Regions from separate parts of the Mus musculus genome. Here regions 1 and 3 are each linked to region 2. The links are chromatin loops, found by intact Hi-C in ENCODE. Cell type or tissue: left cerebral cortex. All regions are shown on one strand.

Evidence for each region. Hi-C counts contacts between places; a loop is a spot of excess contacts. Peaks named below come from ENCODE experiments on the same cell type or tissue, not always from the same donor. Only the 100,000 strongest peaks of a DNase experiment are listed, where the experiment ranks them.
Region 1: it touches region 2 in a loop (8-fold over the local background); 22 of 42 quality-filtered maps call a loop at or near these places.
Region 3: a loop joins it to region 2, with 4 times the contacts of the local background. A loop is called at or near these places in 19 of 42 quality-filtered maps.

The regions. Positions count from the first base shown.
Region 1 is chr10:117,355,178-117,363,177 of GRCm38, reverse strand. Cpsf6 (cleavage and polyadenylation specific factor 6) reads left to right here. Exons shown (of 10, transcript NM_001013391.2): 4 at 58-203; 5 at 991-1,164; 6 at 1,818-2,322; 7 at 2,623-2,738; 8 at 4,032-4,185; 9 at 7,054-7,243. The coding sequence ends at 7,240. Among named protein-coding and RNA genes, the nearest start is that of Cpsf6, 18 kb to the left of the region's middle. In left cerebral cortex, no CTCF peak of the experiment used is centred here; no DNase peak of the experiment used is centred here.
Region 2 is chr10:117,431,138-117,439,137 of GRCm38, reverse strand. No RefSeq gene overlaps it. Among named protein-coding and RNA genes, the nearest start is that of Gm32141, 12 kb to the left of the region's middle. In left cerebral cortex, CTCF peaks have their summits at 2,195 (motif pointing right), 3,547 (motif pointing right) and 6,576 (motif pointing left); DNase peaks (open chromatin) are centred at 3,553, 4,037, 5,757, 6,412 and 5 more places; H3K4me3 peaks cover 579 bases; H3K27ac peaks cover 1,635 bases.
Region 3 is chr10:117,267,979-117,275,978 of GRCm38, reverse strand. No RefSeq gene overlaps it. Among named protein-coding and RNA genes, the nearest start is that of Lyz2, 10 kb to the left of the region's middle. In left cerebral cortex, a CTCF peak has its summit at 3,782 (motif pointing left); a DNase peak (open chromatin) is centred at 59.

The DNA.
Region 1 (8,000 bases), 76 kb after region 2:
AGCAGCAACATTCTCAGTTCCTCCTTGCTTTTTATTCTTCCCCCTTAACATCTTTAGATTTGCCCTTGTTGGTGTTGGATCTGAAGCATCTTCCAAAAAGTTAATGGATCTTTTGCCTAAAAGAGAACTTCATGGTCAGAGTCCTGTTGTAACTCCATGCAATAAGCAGTTCCTGAGTCAATTTGAAATGCAATCCAGGAAAAGTAAGCGAATCTCTCAGCAGCCTTTAAAACGTATTTAAGCAGTGTTGCTGGCATTTATTAAATATGATACTTAGGAAGTCATGTTACTATTTAATTTTTCATGAACTTGATTTAATCATTGGTTATGACTATGGGCTAATACTGGAAACCCACTCCCATTCCAGTTTTTTCTAGACAGACCAATCAGTATGCAGCAGTTTGACAGCTCTCTGGTGCTGGCATTCTTGTCCTGCCACTCTCATCTTGGAGAACGGAAGCTGCATTCTAACCCTTAGAGGTGGAGCCTCTCTATGTACTATACCTTCTGATGGGGAGAAGCTAATGAAGTAGTCACTGACTTTTCTGCTTGCTCCCAAGACCTTTACTACTTGGTAGAATAAATGTAGAAGGAAAGGCCTTGTTATTAATAGAAATTCGAGTGGTTTTTGTTTTAATTTTTTTGGCATTTAAGATTTAACTGAAAAATTTATTACACGGCATAAAATAATCTCTTATTGAAATGAAGATTTCTGTTGAAGGTTTTCTGTTTTGGCCTTTGTAGAGTACTGGTATTTTAAAAGCGACTTGTTTATTTCTCAGTAGAAATACATTTAAACTTGACTATTTTAAGACTAAGCGAGTATTTAAATAAATGTGAATGTTTTCCTTGCCAAGTACTTTACATAGGTCTGAGGCATCCATAAATTGATGAATAGTATGAAGAACTTAGAAATATCTTCTAACAACAGTGGTTACAATTCAGGAAACGTTTAATAAGTGCTACTTATGAGTGTTTGGATGTTTGCAGCTACACAGTCAGGACAGATGTCTGGGGAAGGGAAAGCCGGTCCTCCAGGAGGCGGTTCACGCGCAGCGTTTCCTCAAGGTGGTAGAGGACGGGGCCGGTTTCCAGGGGCTGTTCCTGGTGGGGACAGATTTCCTGGGCCAGCAGGACCAGGAGGGCCACCTCCACCTTTTCCAGGTAAAACTTTTTTAAGTTTATCATGGAGAAAAACATGTCTGCCTAATACCTTTTTTCCTTTCTCTCTTTTTCAAGTAATGCATTATTAATGTGACTCACTCTCCTTGTTATGCTATTTTTGGAACCCAGGAAATTTGATCAAGCATCTTGTTAAAGGAACTCGGCCTTTGTTCCTGGAAACTAGGATTCCATGGCATATGGGGCACAGCATAGAGGAAATACCCATTTTTGGCCTAAAAGGTCTTTATTTTTCTCCAAACTTGCTTGACTTTATATATAGAATATTTACATCCGTCTTATTTTCTTACCTCTTAAAAAATCCTTTCAAGACCATTTTCCCTGTTTCACTTTCTAGCTTGGCATCAGAGTAGACTGTAAGGTGGGTGAGAAATGTGTATGGTGAAAGATGGAAACTCTAAGTGTTAAAGTCTTAACAGGATTTTTGTTTTAGTGATTTTCCTTAATCATAATTTACACTAGTTAAATTTGTAAGGATATTCTTTATCTTTGTAGTTATTAGAGCATTATCCTATGGGTTTCATTCAAAGAGCGAGTCATGGTTTATAAGTTCTGTTTTAGAAATATATTCTTTACATGTAATAGTTAAATATCTTTATTGAAGTGATTTTTTTTTCCTTTTCTCTATTTTATAGCTGGACAAACTCCACCACGTCCACCTTTAGGCCCACCTGGCCCACCTGGTCCACCAGGTCCTCCACCTCCTGGTCAGGTTCTGCCACCTCCTCTAGCAGGACCTCCTAACCGAGGAGACCGCCCTCCACCACCAGTTCTTTTTCCTGGACAACCTTTTGGGCAGCCTCCGCTGGGTCCACTTCCTCCTGGGCCTCCACCTCCAGTTCCAGGCTACGGCCCCCCTCCAGGTCCACCGCCTCCACAGCAGGGACCACCTCCACCTCCAGGCCCCTTTCCACCTCGCCCACCAGGTCCACTAGGGCCTCCCCTCACACTTGCTCCTCCTCCACATCTTCCGGGACCACCTCCAGGTGCCCCGCCACCAGCTCCACATGTGAATCCTGCTTTTTTTCCTCCACCAACTAATAGTGGCATGCCAACATCAGATAGTCGAGGTCCACCACCAACAGACCCATATGGCCGACCTCCCCCATATGATAGGGGTGACTACGGTCCCCCTGGGAGGTAAGTTAAACATGTCGTACTGAAACTCTTTAGTCAGTAAAAGATAAAGTACTGTGAAGTCTTCTATATTTTAGAAATGTAGTTTCTGTCCTGTAGAAAGATCAGATTTCTAAACTGCAAAAGATTTCAGCCAGAAGACAGTGAAGAAGGGAATTTGATCTGAAAGGGAAAATAGCATTCTCTAATCTGGAAAACTGTCTCTAAAGCAAATGCCAAAAGCTGCTTATGTGGAGTTGTTTACATTGTTACTAACTTGAGAACTTTTAAGTAACAACTTATCATTTCTTTGTCTTTTTGTAGGGAAATGGATACTGCAAGAACACCTCTGAGTGAAGCTGAGTTTGAAGAAATCATGAATAGAAATCGGGCAATCTCAAGCAGTGCTATTTCAAGAGCTGTGTCTGACGCTAGTGCTGGTTTGTATATTTGTTTCAGTCTTGAATCACACTAAATCCAGGGGCTGGAGAAATGACTTAGCTGTTTAGAACTGGCTGCTCTTCCAGAGGACCCTGGTTTGACTAGTAACCATCTGTTCATTACGGTTCCTGGGGATCCAAGGCCCTCTCTGGCTTCTGCAGCATCAGCCATACTTATCATGCAAAGACAAACATACACGCAGTCAAACCCATACACATACAATTTAGGACTAAAACAAAATGCAAAGCTTAAATGCAGCTTATAAGACAATTTTCTTAACTCCGTATAATCCGCATAGTTAGTCTCAAATCATTATCTGTCACTTAGGTCCGTGTCCCGTCCCGTCCCCCCCCCCCCCCCGTCCCCCCACACACACAGGGTTTCTCTGTGTAGTCCTGTCTGTCCTGGAACTCACTTTGTAGACCAGGCTGGCCTCAAACTCAGAAATCCGCCTGCCTCTGCCTCCCAAGTGCTGGGATTACAGGCGTGCGCCACCACTGCCCGGCCTGTCACTTAGTTTTAAAGTAATAAAGGAAGATACATGTCAGTGTAGTGGGAAGACCACCAATTTTACATTACTAGATTTAGATTTCAGTGCTTATTGGGGGTGAAGAGGTGGCTCTGTGGTGAAGTGCACTAAATCCAGTATACTCCTCTTTGCTCAGTGGGTACCAGGCACACACATGGTGCACACACACACATGCAGGTAAAATAGCCACGTACATAAAGTTAAAATTAATTCCAACTGGGAATTAGAGAGGTAGCTTAAGAGTTACACTGGCTGCTCCTCCATAGGATCAAGGGCTGATTCCCAGCACCCATGTAGGTAGGGGTCACAAATTTGATAACTTCAGTTCCAGGGGATCTGACATCCTATCTGGCCTCAGTGGACACTACTTTTTCTTTGGATACAAAGACATATATGTAGGCAAAACACTTGGACACATGAAAAAGATATAAATATTAGCTATGGTATAGCTTATTCTTTGCAAAATAGTAACTGTCTCTCTACATGACAAAGCAATTAATTGCATTGCTTTGTTAAAATGAGAGTCTTTTCCAAATTCCAAAACACTGAACAAAAGTCATTGTCTCTGGTTATCTTAAAAGACAATTTTCAGGTCAGGTCGAGGTGACACATGCTATTAATCCCAGTACAGGATTCAAATTTCTGAGTATGAGACCAGACTGGTCTGTAGAGAGAGTTCTAGGACAGCTAGAACTATCTCAAAAGATAATTTGGAAACAAAAGTTTGTTTAATGATTAACCTTGTTTTTTTTTTCTCCTGCAGGTGATTATGGGAGTGCTATTGAAACATTGGTAACAGCAATTTCTTTAATTAAACAATCCAAAGTCTCTGCAGATGATCGTTGCAAAGTTCTTATTAGCTCTCTGCAGGATTGCCTTCATGGAATCGAGTCCAAGTCCTATGGGTCTGGATCCAGGTAAAATGTTCCTGTCTCATGAATTTTTAAAACTGTTAGTTAACACACAAACACACACACACACACACACACACACGCGCGCGCGCGCGCGCGCAACTTCTAAAAAAATAGAACTGTGATTTTATTTACTGTGTACCTAGCAGTATTTAAAAAAAAAAAAAAAAAAAAAAACTCTGAATGATATATTGAAATCCCGAGACGCAAGGAACTCTGTCTTCTCTTTACTCTTAAACATCTGTGTACATTCAAGCACACTGCGTGATGTCATCTCTCCTTTGATTCTCATAACTCCCATACTTACTTACTGTTCCCTAGCCAAATGAGCCCTTCTCCTGGACACATCAAGCATTTGGCCACTTTACTGAGTTTTATGCTTGATATTCCTTCTTGGAACCACTTTTCTTGTTGTTTTCTTCTCCCCCAACATTTACTTGCCTCTGTATTTCTTCATGTTTTAATATAATATAGTCTGCAGAGTCTATTTCTTTTGTAGTATTTGCTATAACTGTCTATTCATTATTGATGCCCATTTCTTAGTGAACACATGTTGAACAAGGTAGGGGCTTTAGTAGTTAAACACTGCTTTATATAAGAGACAGGGTGATTTTGAAAGAGGGAGTTATGAATGAGTGGTAATTTTGTAATAGGTGCAGTTTTACTTTAGATTTGTTTAATGTATGTATCAGTGGTTTGCGAGCAAACATGGATGTATTTCTCTGGTACCTAAGGAAGTCAGAAGAGAGCATTCATTGAGTCCCCTCAAACACTGGATTGTAAGCCATCATGTGGGCACCAGGACCCTGGTCCTCTGAACCACTGAGCTATCTTTTCAGACCCTGTAATAGATACTATGTTTTTGTTTGTGTGTTTTTAAGATGCGTTTATTTTATATATATGAGCACAAAGTTGCTCTCTTCAGACACCCAAAGAGGGCATGGGATTCCATTGCAGATGGTTGTGAGCCACCATGTGGTTGCTACGAATTGAAGTCAGGACCTCTGGAAGAGCAGTCAGTGCTCTTAACCACTGAGCCATCACTCTAGCCCCTAGATACTGTTTTTTAAGCGTTACTTTTAAAAGCATTTTTACCAATTGTGAAATTTTATATATTTTGTGAGGTAAATGGTTAATCTTTACATGATATTACTTCTTTTGAGACAGGGTCTCACTATGTAGATGAGGCTAGCCTTGAACTTACAGAGAGATCAGCCTGGTTATCCATTCTTACACAGCTACATTTTGACTATTTTGATTTCATATGTGGAGGTGTTTTGCCTGCATTTCTGGCTATAAATCACCCATGCTAGGTGCCCACAAAGGCTAGAAAAGTGCCTTGGGTTCCCCAGAACTAAAGTTAGAGGTAGGTATGAGCCACTATTTGGATGCTGAGAATTGAACATGAGTTCTTTGGAAGAGCAGCCAATATTTATAACCCTTGAGCCATCTCTCCAGTTTCCCAAATGATGGTCTTCTGTCTGCCCTTAGTATGCTTTTCCTGGAGGTAGTATCCTAAGTAAGAGTAAGGAGTTCACCCGGGACACAGGTTTTACTTTGTTAGTTCCGGTTTGGTTTAGTGTAAGTATCTCTGAACAAATTTGTTGTAACTAGAGATTATGTCATGCATTGTCTTCATTGTGGGAACATCTAGCTCGAGCAAGACGCTTAGCACTTAATGTTTAAGTTCAGTTGCCTGGTTTAGCAATTAACATGATAATAATTTTTTTTTTTTTCTCGAGACAGGGTTTCTCTGCATAACCCTGGAACTCACTTTGTAGACCAGGCTAGCCTTAAATTCAAAAATCCACCTGCCTCTGCTTCCCAAGTGCCTAGGATTAAAGGCGTGCGCCACCACTGCCGGCTTTTTTTTTTTTTTTAAATAAATTCTTATTTAAACGAATGGAATTATTATGAGGTTTGACTATGATTTTTGGGCTTTTAAGATGTGATGATAAAATTTGCATAAATTTATTTTTTTCTTCATTGTTTCGTGGGTTCTTATTGTAAACCTTAGCAATTTCAACATGACTTTTTTTTTTTTTTTCCATTTAAAGAAACAACAATGTCCACATTGTCAGCATCACTACTCTCCTACTTTGGTGCAATTATTAAATAATCCAAGAATTATTTAAGCATAAGCACTGAACTGCCATGATACTTAAGACTACTGAATACTTAATGGGCAAATAACATTTAGTGTGGGTGCAGTGGGCCGAGGGATGGCTCCCAATGCGGGCAGGAAGGAGCAAGGTGACTAAAGTATTTCATCATGATGGTTGGCTCAGTCTAGGTGGTCTGGGTCCTGGATACATGACTAGGGGCTGCAAGGGAATGAAGAAAGGGCAGACACACTTAGATACAGACAGAATCAGGGGTCTGCTACTCCTGCAACTTGGAACTTCGTGGATGGGTGCAGTCAGCTAGTCTAGATAGGAGGTCTCTCTAGAGTACCAGTTGCTGTTGGAAAAACCTCCCAGAGGAAGTCGCTTCTTTCGTTCTTTCTGCACACCGATCTTTTCTTCATAAACACTCATACTCAGATTCCTCTGTGTAGCTAGCCTCCTCTGTATGGGAATCCTCTTTGCCAGTGTTCAATGGGGTTCAGTTAGGTAGGGCCTTGGAGTTCCCACAGGGCCATGGCAACAATCCGTTCCCTCACCATTCATTCATTAGGCGCTGCCGCTACTCATACCCTAATCAGAATGGCATAAGATTATTTCTGAAATTTTACATTAATAGTTTTTCTACTGGTGGCTTGTAGCTGAAACCATAGAAAGTAAAACTAGCGGTAAAGGAAAGAAAACTGTATTAAATATCTTTTGAAGCTGTACAGTTAACGGACAGCATTAATCCAGTAATTTCTTTTAGAAGACGTGAACGATCAAGAGAACGGGACCATAGTAGATCACGGGAAAAGAGTCGTCGCCATAAATCTCGGAGTAGAGATCGCCACGATGACTATTACAGAGAGAGAAGCAGAGAACGAGAGAGACACCGGGATCGGGACCGCGACCGTGACCGAGAGCGTGACCGAGAGCGAGAATACCGTCATCGTTAGAAGGTGGGCATTCCTTTTTATTATTTTATTTAGTATGTGTGTGTTATTAACAGCAATTATAACTCCAAGGCTGTTGTTTATACAGTAAATATACCTACATTTTAAGTGGTCCAAGTACTTGTTCTGATTTAATCTTCTGGAAGCATCTGAAAACAGGTAAGCCATCACAGGTAAAAGATTTTGACCTTTTCCCCTTTGAATATTGTATTCATGAGTTATTTGTGACTTAGATTTCAGATTGTTTATAGTCTTAAAGCAAGAACAATAATCAAGAGGACTCATTGTGTACTTCTAAAATCTGGAAATTGGGATTCTTGTAATCACATACATTGTTTGCATGTGATTTTAAATATTTATCTAATATTTAAGTGCTTGGATTTTTAAAAATAATTTTTTATTCTTCCTTCCTAGAATTAATTCTATTTGTCCCTGAAACTTTTAAAGAAGATCTAATACTATAGTAGGTTATAAATCAAAAAGATGTTTTTCAGCTGCGAAAGAGGATTTTTTTTTCCCTTTTAGAAATTACTTTTAGATGAGAATTGCTAGCATTTGATTGTATTTTTAAAGGAACACTATCTTTTTAATTTGCAAAGAAGGCAGAAAGTGGGTTTAGGGTTCATATCTAGGAACTTAAAACTGTGCCAAGCCATACATTCCAAGTTAGAAATACGTGGAAATAATTTTCTTTGATGTTTCATTCATAAGCCATAATCATTGTCTTTTTTTTTCCTGTATTTTAAATTTTTCTTGTGTACAT
Region 2 (8,000 bases):
CTTTGTCTCAAACTAAATCAATAAATAACTAATAAATAAACACAATGAGTCCCAGTATATCTACTTACCATTTTAAAAATATAGGATTGGAGAGATGGCTCAGCAGGTACAATGCTGGTTATACGAGCACGGGGATCCTAGTTCAATGCCTGAACCTATCTAAAAAGGCAGACTTGGTGGCAGGTTTGTAATCCCAGAGCTGGGGAACCAGACACAAGTAGATCCCATGGCTTGCTGGCCAACCAACCTAGCTTAATGGGTGTGTTCTGGTCAAGAGAGAGAGCCTTCTCAAAACATAGTTCCTGAGGAATGACAAGTAGGTTTGCCCTCTGTCCTACACACACACAGACGCACACAGATGCACACAGACACACACACATAGACACATGAACAGATACACACACAGACAGACACACATACACACACACAGATACACAGATACACATGCAGACAGACACACACATACATACACACACAGACAGACAGACACACACACATAGACACATGAACAGATACACACACAGACACACATACACACACACAGATACACAGATACACATGCAGACAGACACAGACACACACATACATACACACATACATACACACATACACACACACACACAGACACACACACAGATACACAGATACACATGCAGACAGACACACAGATACATACACACACAGACACACAGATACACACACAGACAGACACAGACACACAGATACATACACACACAGACACACAGATACACACACACACACAGACACAGACATACACATTCATACACACACAGATACACACAGACACACACACAGACACACACAGACACAGACACACAGGAATATATGCAGTCACATGCACAACTGTACCCTCATGTAAACATGAACATAAGCATACATACGCAAATAATAACAATAATAAAACAAATTATAGGCTGCTGATGTAGCATGGTGGCAGAGTCTGGTATGTATAAGGCCCTGGGTTCAAGCCTTAGCAAAGGTAAACCAACATGCATATATGTGCATACACACACACATACTATGGCTTGAAAATGGGTAGTAGTTTCCAAAGACCACTGTGTTAAAGGTTTAGACTCCAGGAAAGTATTATTGAGAAGTGGGGAAACTGTGAGGAGGTGAGGTTTCATAAAACCTTCGGTCCTTGGGTCACTAGAAACATGTCTTTGAAGGGGACTCTGGGACCCCAATATCTCAGTGTCTTTCAGATGTAGGAGGATGGCCTTGCCACATCTTTTCAGAGCCGCAAAGATTAAGGCCATCTGGTTCTAGGCTACCTACCACTTGTAGAGCTATAAGCAAAAATAAACCTTTCCTCTTTGTAAGTCGATTGTCTCAGGCATTTCGTTACAGTAACATGAAGCCCTCTGATATACCTACTATTCGAAGAGAGTTGAAATCTCCTGTGTAGCCTCCTTCCTCATTTATGCCTTTATATTTCCACTGCATAGGTCTCTGTCTTGTGTAAACAGTCATTTTGGAGCAAAACAAATTTCAATTTAACAAAGACTTCGTTTGTGGACATTTATTTAACTGGCTGACATTGCTTAACATTGAAGAGACTAGCCGAAAGTCAATGCCAGTCAAGGCTGGGAAGACGTTTCCCACGGTGCTCGAGTTTCGCTTCTGTTGAAATTATTAACCGACTGCTTTGGAATTTTTGAAACGTCACTTTTCTGCTAAGACCGGGTATAGATTTTTCTGAACTTCCCAAGTTCTTAGGAGAAACACTAGTATTTTTAAGTTCTTATGTAATGAATTCGATGATTTATTCACTGTAAATATCACCCTGCTCTTCGCTTCCAGGACTTCTGCTGACGGGGCGGCTGTTGCATAAGCACCCCGTAAAAAGGCCCTGTGGAAACGGGCCTGTGATAAAGAGAATGTTATTTCAGTAACTCGCTGCAGGACTCCTGGGACCAATTTATGTCTCTAGTTACATAAGCAGTCCGGTTTGCTGCGATCCTTGGACCACCACCGTGGGCACCTGGAAGGGCTGCTGTGAGCGCATAAAAGCCAGCTCAGCTGGACACCAGGCTTAGAGATGGCTGCCCACGGGGCTGGATGGAAATGTAAAGGCCAAGTGGAAATTACAAACCCAACCGTGAGAGGCAGCCAGAGGGGGCTGGGAGTGGGGACGAGGGCGCTATTTTAGGTCTAATGAGAGGAGAATTTGAAGCAGAAAGGGCAGGACACATTTGGACAGTAGGTGGCGCAATATCGTCCTCGTGTTGCTAAGAATTAGACCTGGAGGTGATGAGAGGAGTCAGGTAATCCAGGAGCAAACTCAATAGACAATTGCCGTGGAATGCATACATTTACACACACACACACACACACACACACACACACACACACACACACACACACACACACAGAGAGATATGCTTAGAAACCTGTGGATAGAAGTAACAACCCTACTGTAAAACTTGAATGCATTAATGCTCTCAGTGTAATTGTCCCCTATCCCTCCACGATGTTCCCCGGAAGTGCTCTGTCTACTCAACAATGGACCAAAGTGCTGACTGAGTGCATCACATCCCAGACACTTGCTGTTGACACAGGAGAGTCCTGTGCTCCAGGTCCTCTCTGAAGGGTGTGCCCTTTAACGGAGAGAGGACCTCATTCTTGGTGCAGCCACCATGCCATGGAAAACAGATGCCCATAGCCGGGGAAACCTGGCTGGCTTGAGGACCGCCCTGGCTTTGTTCTGGAATGGGTGGAGGTTTGCTTCAGCAAGAGTTTGGGTTCTTCTACTTGAGATGCTGGCGATACGGAAGAATCCAGAGAGGACAGAGGGAGTTTGGGAGAACAAGGCTTGCCCTTCTGGGACAGATGGCCAAAGGCCAGCCACAGCAAGGAGATTTGATCCAGTGTTAGACCTGCCGCTCAAAGGCTAAACAGAGCGTGGGACCCCTAACGGCAGAACCTGGACTAAATGGTAGGTAACCAGGCATCTTGTGAAAACGCAGAGTGGGTGAGCCAGGTAGTTCAATTTTAAACTGAAGCAAGGAGCTCAAGAACTAGACGTGTCCTCAGAGAGAAGCGAGTGTTTAGCAGTTCCTGGAGTATCTAAAGGAGGCCGATGCAGAGCAGAACAACGTGGATTATTCAAGAGATCTAGAAAAGGAAGGTGTCAGCATAGTGCCGCGTGTGTGCGTGCAGCAGCATCACCAGAGAGCTGGGCCGGCGCCACATTCTGGGCTCTTGTAACTGTATTAGCCTTGTGCACTATGCACAGAGCAGACGGAAAACTGCCCCGAGGACTTGAAATTAATCTGTGTGGAATAAACATATTACACTGGATGCTCACAGGTACACGGTCAGTTCAGATAGGTAAGGCAGGCAGTACAGAGGCCAGCAAGATCAGAACTGGGGGAGGGCATCAACAAATCCAGAAAATATGAATCCAGTGTGGGGACGCGGACCTGCCCTTCCCCTTTGCTTGTATGTCACAAAAACTGCACGTTTCCTGATCACAGAGACACCCTCTTCCGACCTCAGCTTGCGGTGAGGACGTGGACTACCACACGGTGGCGCTGCCGTCTAATCGTTTGTCTCTTAGGTCATCCCGTTTGTCGTGATGGCCACCACGTGTGCGTTGACCGCCTCTTCTTCTTGTTAGCTTACAGGCTAAACGAGATCTGGGAGCCACCATGAAAGGGAGAATTCTCCCTGATGGAGTCGCAAGATTCCGGCCCTCGTCGCAGTGACATTTTTCTCTCATTGGTATGCGTGCTCTTCAGTCCCTCGGGACATTTCAATGATAGAGGTCAGCACAATCAACAAAGTCATATACTGTCACTGCTGAGGTCAGATTCCGGGCCACGGGAAGGCCTTCGGGTCATTTTTATTTACTCTGTCTCTTTGTTAGCGCAGAATTCTGAAGCTCTTACTGAGCTGACCCTGGTTGAGAGCATCGTGGCTTGACTTCCTCTTCTGCCCAGTCTTGCAGCTGATCCTGAGGGTACTCTTTAATAAGCACACTGAAAACAAGTCTGAAGCACCGCCATTATTTGAGAGAATGAAGTCAACACTCAAAGAGAAGCGGAAACCAGAGAGAGAGAGGCTGGGCACAGTCAACCGGAGAGCCAACTCTAATGCAGGCTTCCTGTGGTTTGACTTGTAACAACCAGATGGTTCACGTTTGAAAATATTCTGTCTCCAGGCTGGTTTGAGCCGGCTCTTTAAACAGATAAGAGGCGTCTGAACACACTGTATGGGCTATTCTTAAATATTAGTTTAAAGGATCCCTCGATTTAGACAGCTTGTTGAAATTCTTGTCTGATAGCACATACAAGCTACTTGAACATTCTGCATTTTGATTTCTTTTATTTTCTTTAAACTTTTTTATTATTAATTAACTTACTCATCTGTGTTGAGCCAGGGTCTCAAGTACCCCAGGCTGGCCTTGGACTTTCTATATAGCTGAGGATGGCCTGGATCTTCGGATCCTCCTGCGTGCTGGGATTACCGGCACGTGCGACCATACCTGCTTTCTGGAGAATAGGGAATTGAGCTGTGGACTTTGCACAAATTTAGCAAGCACTCTGCCAGCTCCCCCAACCCCAACCCCAACCCCTCACCCCAGCCTTGCTTGGTTTCTTCAGTGCTGAATTAACACTAGCAAGGACCTACTTCATGGCACTATTGGACGAATTAGATGAAGAAATACACGCAGGTTGCCTGGAACAGGGCTGGACACATTAGGAACCTCTTCAAGTTATTGGCTCCAGGTTCAGGTCACCCGTTACCTGGGACTTTCTAAGAAATACCTTTGCTGCTCTGAGGATTGGTAAAATCATGGCAAAAGATGACCAAGAACTCGTCTGGAGTTCCAGGAGGCGAATGCCTAAGGGAGCGAACTCAGTAGCAAGACCGAGGGACTCTGGCACAGGGGGGAGCCTAGGTCTCCTCAAGCTGTCCTTGGGCGGTGCTGCCAGCACCATATGCAAACAAGGTTCTGTCTTCACCAAAGCTGACTCTCCCCACCCTCACCCCCAAGTAGTACATTTCTGCAACATTGGCTAAACAAAAAAGGGCAACGAGAATGCACCTGCCAACCGCTAGCCTGAGGTTTCCGTTGAGCAGCGTTTATGGGGCAGTATATTATAGAGCAGGATTTTTTAATAAGCTATTTTTAAATAATAAATGAATATAGATTGTATAAAATCCCGTTGATGAGGTTGCTGTGAGGACAGCAGTCCTCCAAACCCCCCACCCCCTTAGGTTCTACGCCAACAATCATGATGCCATAAACAATTCCATTACTCCTTATTTATGTACTGTATCCAGTCTTGGTGTTTGTGTTGTGTTGTGTTGTGTTGTGTTGTGTTGATTTTTGGCTTTGGTTTTGTGTTGAGACAGGGGCTTTCTATGTAGTCCTGGAAGTCACCATGTAGCCCAGGCTGGCCTTGAACTCACAGAGATCCATCTGCCTCTGCCTTCCAAGTGCTAGGATTAAAGACCAAAAAAGATTTTGTAATGACGAGTTAATCATAAATCCTTTACAATTCATTCGTTGACTTAAAACATGAAATTTTAAGTTTCCTCTAGTTAATTCCTCATTTAATCTTATAAATTTTATATTTTTTAACCTTGAAAATAAATAAAAAAACATCACACACCAAAATTAACCAGGTCTGAATCTGTACAACTCTGTGAACTTCTATACAGCCCCGCCCCTCAGATGGAAGTACGCCTCCTGCCCCGCCCCCTCAGATGGAGGTGTTCATCCTGTCCCCATTTGCTGAGATTACTCACTTGGGCCACCATGTGCAGCCTAACTGCTTTTAGTAACTCTGAAAAAGTTGAATCAGCAGGATTTAATCAGAACCACAACATTACTTGACAGAAAGATCTAATACAAAGATTTTTTTTTTTTCAACAGCTCTGCCTGTCCTGGAACTCTATGTAGACCAGGCTGGCCTGGAACTCACAGAAATCCTCCTGCCTCTGCCTCCCGAGTGTTGAGATAAAAGGCGTGCGCCACCACAAGTGGTTTCTTCCTTCCTTCCTTCCTTTTCAAAGGTGTTTTGTCTCTGCATAGTCTTAATAGTATACCAATGATGGCTTTGTAGTACATGTCATCTCTAACTGAAGGGGTTACTGTAAACCAGGGTTTCCCGGCCCTGCTATTGGTGCTACACTGGATGGAATCCCTTGTAGGAGCCTATCCTGTGTATAGTAGGGTGTTTATTTCAAAGCATTTCAGCTCACCCAGCAGATGAGAGCAATGCTCCCTCACCTGCCCTGCGCCTCTCCAACTCTTGGCAAACGTCCCTGCCTTAAAGTTAACTCAAATGAGCGAAGGTGGGGAGCAGCTGCCACCCACAGCGCTCGGAGAGGAGAAAGAGAAGAGGCCGGAATTGCTTAAATTAGAAATCTGCTGATGCTCGTTCTCTGCATCGGGCACGGCGAACCCAGTGCTGCCAAAACTGCACACCGGACTCCACTGTTACTAGAAAGGGGGCTGCGGTTTGTGGGACAAGTCTGCGCTCTGCAACTGCGGCGGCCCTGACCTCTTCGGCCTCCCTCGAGCGCCCCCTATAGGCAGAGTCTCGCAGGGAGCCAGCCTGTAAGACGTCTTTAACGGAGGGGAATGGCTAGAATTGGTTCTAGTGGAGACTGCTGAAATCATTCATATATTAGCCCACGTGATTCTCAAACTTTAAAGAGCTAACCAACCACTAGCCCGAGGCAAGGCTGGAAATCTATGCGGGAATAACGGGAGATCACGGCAAGTTTGAATTTATGCCTGTGGAGAGAAAAAGCGCTTTTACATACTTAAAGGCAACAAATTAATCACGTTTGCCTAGTGGCTAATCCTATCCTCTGTGAATTGAGTCTTACTGGTCATGTTCTCAGCGTAACCTTACTTCCGATCTTAATCTTCCGATCTTGTCTTAATCCATCTGTGACCACTGTCCCTAACGGAGCCAGAGGCTAGCTCTCCGAGACTCCCAGAGCCTGCTGAATTTGACTTTTTGTCTTTGCTGGTTAAATGTTTCTTTCTCCCACAAGACTTAATGCCTCGGCAAGAATAGCGTTTTATTGATTTTTGTTTGCCCACAGTCTAACTTACTAAGTATTCCTTAAAAGCCTAATAACGGATGAACTGTCTGGAAGAAAAAGAACAGAAAATATAAATGTGTTTGCAAACAGGCATGTCCCAGGGACAGCCTGGGCTCTCAAGATGGCAAAGGAATTAAAACACTTTAAATGAGCCGGGCGTGGTGGCGCACGCCTTTAATCCCAGCACTCGGGAGGCAGAGGCAGGTGGATTTCTGAGTTCGAGGCCAGCCTGGTCTACAGAGTGAGTTCCAGGACAGCCAGGGCTATACAGAGAAACCCTGTCTCGAAAAAACAAACAAACAAAAAACACTTTAAATGGCCAGGCACAGTGGTGCATACCTTTAACCCCAGCACATGGGAGGAAGAGGTAGGTGGGTCTCTATGGGTTTGAGGCCACCCTGGTCTGCAGAGTGAGTTCCAAGTCAACAAAGGTTAAATGGTGGTGGTGGTGGTGGTGGTGGTGGTGGTGGTGGTGGTGGTGGTGGTGTGTGTGTGTGTGTGTGTGTGTGTGTGTAGAAGGAGGAGGAGGAAAGATGGGGCATCTGTGTGCCATGTTATCTGTGTGGAGACTTGTGGGAATCCATTCTCACCTTCCTCTGTGTGAGCCGGGATCAAACCCAGCTTATCAGGTTGTACAGCAAACGCTTCTACTGCCAACCCCTCTCAGCTGCCCTCTCCTCAGCTCTTCTGCCTTTTTCAATTCACTCCTTATTTTCCACTCCTGCAGAGCCTCAGGCTGGACCTGCCCAGTGCAGTGGAGCTGTCTGTGCAGCCCCTATCTGACCCTCTGCTTACGGTGACTTCCATTCCTCTAACACCAGCAAGGCATCCTGAACTGCCTGGCTCCTGGCTCCCACCACATTACCTGAGAGACTCCCTAACAGCTAAACAGTTAAAAGGCCATGGAA
Region 3 (8,000 bases), 160 kb after region 2:
TATTGTTAAGCACCACCTGTCTTAGCGTTTTGAAAATATCTTGTCCACCGCCTTCTGATTGGTCTGATAAAGAGCTGAACAGCCTATAGGTAGGCAGGAAGTAGAAGGTGGGACTTCCGGGAGGAGAGTGGAACTCTGGGAGATAGTCAAGTGCGGATGAAGGGATGCAGAGAAAGAAGCTCGCTAGCATTGAAGGAGAGGTAAATTATGAGCCTCACAGCCGAAAATAGTAATGTATACAGATTAAATTAAATTGGAAGAGCTAGTTGGGAACCAGAGTTCACTGATGGCTAAAGCTATAATTAATAAATACAAGTCTCTGTCGTTATTCAGAGCTGGGACGGGCATAGAAAGACCATATGGTTATACACCTGTGTTATGGGAAATATTAAAAATGACCGGCAGGCTTCCTGCACCACTGTCGGCAACTCTCTGGTGCAGCCCAGTCCCGCCAAGCTACTATTGGCCTGCCAACTCTTGGGCAGGGCCGGAGCTCCTGAGTTCCTTTTGCTTCTGCCACACCAGCCCCCACGTAATGACCAGTCACCCCACGGTCAGCAACCACACCACCAAGCAAGCCGGTAGAAACAAAACTCTAGAAGCTTATAATGAATAAGTCAGATTTATATATCAGTAAATTCTCAATTCACAAGATGCTAATACAATGATTTCAAAACCAATTGATAATGATAAAAGCTGTCCACCTAGATTAGATAAATTATCCTATTTACTCTAACTTTTATGATATCACAACTACCTGTGGCTATTTAAGGCCATGCTGGTTCATCTGCCTCCACCTTGCTCCTTTTTTAATTCCTGAAATGCTTTCTGTCTCTGAGACTCTTAGCTACCTTTCCCTGTCCAATCACAGGCCTCCTGCTGCACTAATATTTTACTGTGATTGGACAGGAAAAATCCTGTCACACACATGTATATATTAATGTACTTTTTAAAACTTTGATGCAATCAGGAGGGACCTCCAACTAGCTTCATTCTGTCTCGGTCATGTCTGAAACATTCCCGTGGTGATTGCTGCCCAGCGGAGGTTTTCCTTCAGAGGCACCGGGCTCTGCCCTAGCGTGTTGGCTGATAGGTAGGTGGTGCCTACCCAGCCTCCTCAGCAGCTGCAGACCGCACAGCAGAGACTTCTTGCCACTGCTCTGGGCTTCCTGCTCAGGAGTGAGTGTGCAGTCTCTCAGTGTGAAATGCGTTTTTATAAACACCAAGACTTATTTTGTCCCCTGCTCATTATGTTGCTCTTCCTTCTCTGATCTCTCCAAGGCTGTCATTGTGACTGTTTTTCATTTTCTGTTGCTGTTTCCTCTTAGTCCTTTCTGTTTGGTTTTTCCTTCAGTAGCGTCTATCTAGTACTTGCCATCTTTGGTTGACCGTGGAGTCTTAAGCACAAAGGACCTGAATGGAAAGCCCAAGATCAGGGCAAGCCATCCCAGAAGAAGTGGAGCAAAGCTGGTGTTTCTCTGTGGGCCCAAATATTAGCATCACTGAACATTTTCTCCAGCTTCAGACAGGAGTCCTTGAGGCTGCCTCTTTTCTGAAGGATCATTGTATCGGACAGAAATAGGGACACTTGAGTCCAAAAGGAGCTGGTGGATAGTGATGGGCGAGTGGTTGACACTTGTAATCCCAATACTGTGATGAGGAACAGGCAGCAGTGGAAAAGCCAGCAGAGCCCAAAGAGCCCTCAATATCTCTAGAAAAACTAGGAAAGGGAAACCGCAGTCCTTTGTCACACCCAGTTAGACCACACCAGACCACCCCAGCCTGCTGAGAGGAACAAGTAAATGTGGAGAAATGGGATAGAAAGAGAAGCAGTAAACTGTGTGCCAAATGAGGAGAGGCAGAGCTGGAGATGTGCTCATGATCAGAAACAATGTGAGTAGCCTGCCCTGCCACTTGTAGCCATGGTTTGGTCCTGGCCCATAATGCCACTGAGGGCAGTGTCTGGGTTTGTGGCCATACAGCAGTGGGGGTCTATGTTGATATTATCACCAAAAGCCATATGGACATCCCTGTTGTGGGCTGCCACCTGGTACCATGTTTATGTCCAAGGGATGCCCAGAGCTGGAGGTGCCCCACAAGGGCTGCAGCACTTGGCAGAGCAGGCCCTATACTTCGCCCAAGCAGCACAGTAGAGCTGGTCCTGCGCCTTGGCTAACACACTCAGGAGAGTGCTTCCACACTTCACCTGGGCAGCACAGTATTGCTGGCCCTGATGTCATGGGTGTAGGTGGGCCAGTCCCATCCCTTTTCTATGAGATGGCCCTGCCCCTTGCCTAGGCAGCTTGGGAGAGCCAGCCCCACCCCTTGCCAGCTGTAGCACTTGGGAGAGCAGGCCAGGAACCTCACTCACCTCTGCAGCAAAGCAGAGAGTAAAACTCTCTGTCGATTGCAAGAAATAGCTTGTTCAAGAATGGAGGGATTATATCTACAGCAGGGTAGTTAGTTTTTCTTCATAAAACTTAAGACATATCTGTGGGTCCCTCATGGCGCTGTGCACATGGTATGGCTTGTGTGACGTCACTCCTACCATTCAGGAGTGAGGAATAGAAAGGACTTCCATAGAGTCTGCATCTTGTTCAGATTTAGCTAGCTTCATTCTATTAAGACAAGGGGAAATTACCAAGAAAGTGTTTCCCAAGAATGCATGGTATTTGTGACTGTTGGTGAGAAACGTGTGTTCATTCTGTCCCATTTGACAGTATAAAAAGCACTCTGTTTAGAACTTTTAGTGATCATTTGAACCGTGCGTATGTGTGCCTGTGTGCATGAGAACTAGTGCCCACAGAGTTCAGAAGCACTGGACGACCATGGAGCTAGAGACACAGGCAGCTTCCAGCTGACTGATGTGGTGATGGGAATCAAACTCGTGTCCTCTGGAGGAGCAGCAGTGCTTTCAAATTCTGAGCTATTTCTCTAGGCTCCAAAGCACACTTTCTCATTTATTAAAATAGTTGGAACCACTAGAATCATTACTGAATATGGTGAGATCTTTCTTTTGCACTTAATGCTGGAAATTAAGTTATGGTATTAAAAGGGTTTCCTGAAGAGGCCTGTACCCAAATGTGTAAGAGGAAAACCGTCCTTGGGGACTGGAGAGACGGCTCAGTGGTTAAGAGCACTGACTGCTCTTCTGAGAGATCCAGAGTTCAATTCCCAACAACCACTTGGTGGCTCACAGCCATGTGTGATGGGATCTGATGCCCTCTTCTGGTGTGTCTGAAGACAAGTTTATTGTACTGTGCTCATATATATAATAAAAATCTTAAAAAATAAAAACTGTTCTTGGCAATTTTCAAATAGTTCATGTATATATATATATATATATATATATATATATATATATATATACATACACACACATGTATATGTATATACATAGACATAAGCTTTGGTGATCATTCCTATTCAAACTACTACTACTACTACTACTACTACACACACACACACATACACACACACAAGATTTGTATTCTTTTTTGAAGAATGTTGCCAAAACTTACCAGTGATCGTAAATGTCTAGTTACTAAGATTATGAGTGCTATTTATTTTTGCCTATATTTACCAAAAATTTTCAAGCACAATATATAAAAAATACCTTTGAAAGTACATTAACTATTTAAAAGTATATTTTGGGGGCTGGAGAGATGGCTGAGAGGTTAAGAGCAATGGCTGCTCTTCCAGATGTCCTAAGTTTAATTCCCAGCAACTACATGATGGCTCCAAGCCATCTATAATGAGATCTGGTGCCCTCTTCTGGCCTGCTGTGTATATAATAAATACTTTTTTAAAAAGCATTTTTGAAAATCAATTTTACTTCTTGCTACATTTAAAATTTAACAGTGGTAGGAATTAACACAGGCTAGTGGCAGAAAGCTTAGATGGCACATAAGATGGCACATATGATAAGGGCTTGGGTGCAGTTCACAGCACTGAGAACTGAAGAGAGCAATATCAAATTTGACTTTGGTTTATTTACCAATGAATCCAAATTATTTGAATTTTATTATGAGTTTGGATTTTTTAAAAAATCACTTTTTTTGGAACGGGACAGCAGAGGGGATTACAGAATAGCTGTGCTGACAGCGTCCAGCATCTCCTGGATCCCCCAAAGGCCCTGGTGTTCTCATGGAGCAATGAAAATATCCTATTTCCATGTTCTTCCTTAAAGTACAATTTGGCTTCCAGTTTCCATCTGAGCCCTGAGCAGATCCTGTGCCACAGTACTCTATAACCAAATACCGCCAGGAGAGAGCTGGTCTCCCAGGAGTGCCAACATACCTGTGAGCAGGTAAGACCATAACTTCTGCTCAAATTCCTGGCCCAAGAGGGACCAGTGCCAACAAGAACCAAGGAACAGCCGGGGACAGGATCCTTCGGTTTCCGTCTGCACCGGGGAGCTATGCCACAGATCTTCATACCCAAATCCCTCCTGAAGAGAATTGGTCTCCCAGGAGTACTGACACAGGCTTGCAGGAGGGACAAGCCACAGTCAGAGACAGAAAGACCAGCTAACATCAAAGATATCCACATGGTGAGAGGTAAGGGTAAGAATGTAAGCAACAAAATCCAAGGCTACTTGGCATCATCAGAAACCAGTTCTCCCACCACAGTGAGCCCTGGATACTCCACCACACCAGAAAAAATAAGACTCTGATTTAAAATCACATCTCATGATGATGATAGGGGGCTTTAAAACGGACATAAATCCCTTAAAGAAATACAGGAGAACTCAGGTAAACAGGTAGAAGGAGGAAACACAAAAATCCCTTAAAGTATTACAGGAAAATAAAACCAAACAGGTGAAGGAATTGAACAAAACCATCCAAGATCTAAAACTGGAAATAGAAATAATAAAGAAATAACAAAGGGAAACAACTCTGAAGATAGAAAACCTGGGAAAGAGATCAGGTGTCATAGATACAAGAATCACCAACAGAATACAAGAGATAGAAGAGAGAATCTCAGGTGCAGAAGATACCATAGAAAACATTGACACAACAGTCAGAGAAAATGCAAAAAACAAAAAGTTCCTAACCCAAAACATCCAAGAAATCCAGGACACAATGAGAAGACAAAAACCTAAGGATAATAGGTATAGAAGAGAGCGACGCTTCCCAACTTAAAGGGAAATTTAATAATAAATTTCCAGGAAATAGCTTCAACAAAATTATAGAAGAAAACTTCCCTAAAGAAAGAGATGCTCATGAACATACAAGAAGCCTACAGAACTCCAAATAGACTGGACCTCCTGTTACATAATAGTCAAAACACCAAATGCACAAAACAAAGAATATTAAAAGCAGTAAGGGAAAAAGGTCAAGTAACATATAAAGGCAGACCTATCATAATTACACGAGACTTCTTACCAGACTATGAAAGCTAGAAGATCCTGGGCAGATCCCTAAGAGAACACAAATGCCAGCCCAGGCTGCTATACCCAGCAAAACTCTCAATTACCATAGATGGAGAAACCAAGATATTCCATGACAAAAACAAATTTACACAATATCTTTCCACAAATCCAGCATTACAAAGGATAATAGATGGAAAATGCCAGCACAAGGAGGGAGACTTCACCCTAGAAAAAGCAAGTAAGTAATCTTTCAACAATCCCAAAAGAAGATAGACACACAATCATAAAAATAGCATCAAAAGGAACAGGAAGCAACAACCACTATTCCTTAATATCTCTTAATCTCAATGGACTCAATTCCCCAATAAAAAGACAGAAAACCAGTCAGGATATATAAACAGGACCCAGCATTTTGCTGCATACAGGAAATGCACCTCAGTGACAGACAGTACCTCAGAGTAAAGGGCTAGAAAACAATTTTCTAAACAAATGGTCCCAGGAAACAAGTTGGAGTAGCCATTCTAATATTGAATAAAATCAACTTTCAACCAAAAGTTATCAAAAAGGATAAGGAAGGACACTTCATTCTCATCAAAGGAAAAATCTACCAGGAAGACCTCTCAATTCTGAACATCTATACTCCAAATGCAAGGGCACTCACATTCATAAAAGAATCTTTACTAAAGCTCAAAGCACACATTGCACCTCTCACAATAATAGTGGGAGATTTCAACACCCTACTCTCAGCAATGGGGCAGATCGTGGAAACACAAACTAAACAGAGACACAGTGAAACTAACAGAAGTTATAGACCAAAGGGATTTAACAGATATTTATAGAACATGTTATCTTAAAACAAAAGAATATACCTTTATGTTTCTGAATGGAAGACACACACACACACCCTTTATATTTTAATATGCCTTAATTAGCACAATAGCTGAGCCACTGGCTAACCTCCATGTAGTTAATCCCAAGTTATTACTTACTAAATCTGTATTCTATCTTGGCTGCCCTGAACCCAGGCTCACCCAGCTCCTTCACAGGGCCGTCATGTCTCCCTGTCCTCCACTCTTCTTAAAGAATTATTTCTACAAAATAACTGTAGCTTTGGAGCTGGAAATAATTTAAAAATAAAGTATGATGTCTCAAACGTACTTTAAAATGCCTCAAAAGGCCTATCTAGCTACAGAGTGAGACAAATAGAGAAACAGAGACCACAGCAAGGTGCTAGGACAACACCCGGAAATCGCCATTGCTGTGGCAACATCTTCATTTCTATATGACTAGAAGATTTCATAATGTGGGGATTAGTTTTCTTGTTACCTCAAAAATGCAAAAGCAGTTTAAGGAAGAAGGGATCCATTTTGGCTCACCACACTGCGAGGACAGTCCATCGTGGTCGGGAGTGCTGAGAGTGGGACCCCAAGGCAGCTGGTCCCCTTTGCTTGCAGACAGGAGACAGGAATGCATGCTGCTAGTGGCTCCACTTCCTTTTCCTCCATTCAGTCCTTCAGTCTGAGATCTCAGCCTCTGGAACATCCTCCTCTCACCTGAATGACCCCAATCTATAAACTTTTTGTAGATAAGCTCAGAGGCTTGTTGCATATATGATTCTAGACCCTGTTGTGTTGGGAACCTGTATTGACAATCATGACTCCACATCTTATGAGCCTAGCATTCAAATGCCACTTTTAAGCTGCAACTCTCCATCTCTACACTCACAGGCTTATGGCTGTCTGAGAATGTAAAATGAGTTCAGTCTAACTTCAGAAGTCCTCATGGTCTTTAGAAGTTCCAACAGTATTTAATATGGTGGGTTCAAGGGTGTGTGTGTGTGGGGGGTGTAATTCAGTGGTTAAGAGCACTGACTGCTGTTCCAGAGGTCCCGAGTTCAATTCCTGGCAACCACATGGTAGCTCACAACCATCTGTAACGGGATCTGATGCCCTCTTCTGGTGTGTTTGAAGACAGCTATAGTATATTCACATACATAAAATAAATAAATCTTTAAAAAAATAAAAGTGTGGGTTTGGTCTCTTCTGAGGCCCTATAATGTCAAAATCAAGTTACAGGAGAGAGGCCATGAGGCCTCTATTAGTCAGGGTTCTCAGGAACAGAAGTGATAGGATGAACCTATCTAGAGAGAGGCTTACAGGCTGTGGTCCAGCCAGTCTAACAGTAACTGTCTACCAATAGAAAGTACAAAAATCCCACAATTGTTCAGTCCATGAAGCTGGACATCTGAGCTGGTCTTCAGTGTACATAGGAGTCCTGTAGGAGGCTCTGATGTCAGTGAAGGAGCAGACTTGCCAGTGAGAGCGAGGGCAAGCAGGCAAAGAGCAAAAGCGTCCTTCTTCCGTGCCCTTTATATAGGTCATCACCAGAAGGTGTGGCCCAGATTAAAGGCAAGTCTTGCCACCTCAGAAGATGGGCGTCAAAGCTGGGTCTTCCAAACCTCAAATGAGTTAATTAAGAAGACCCCCTCGCAGGCGTACCCAGCCGCTTGGGTTTAGTTCATTCCTGATGTAGTCAGGCTGAGAACCAAGAAGAGCCATTTCAAGGCCCCAGCCCTCCCTGATGACCTACTGAGTTAATGGGCGTTAGAGGAAAAAGAGCCCTTTTC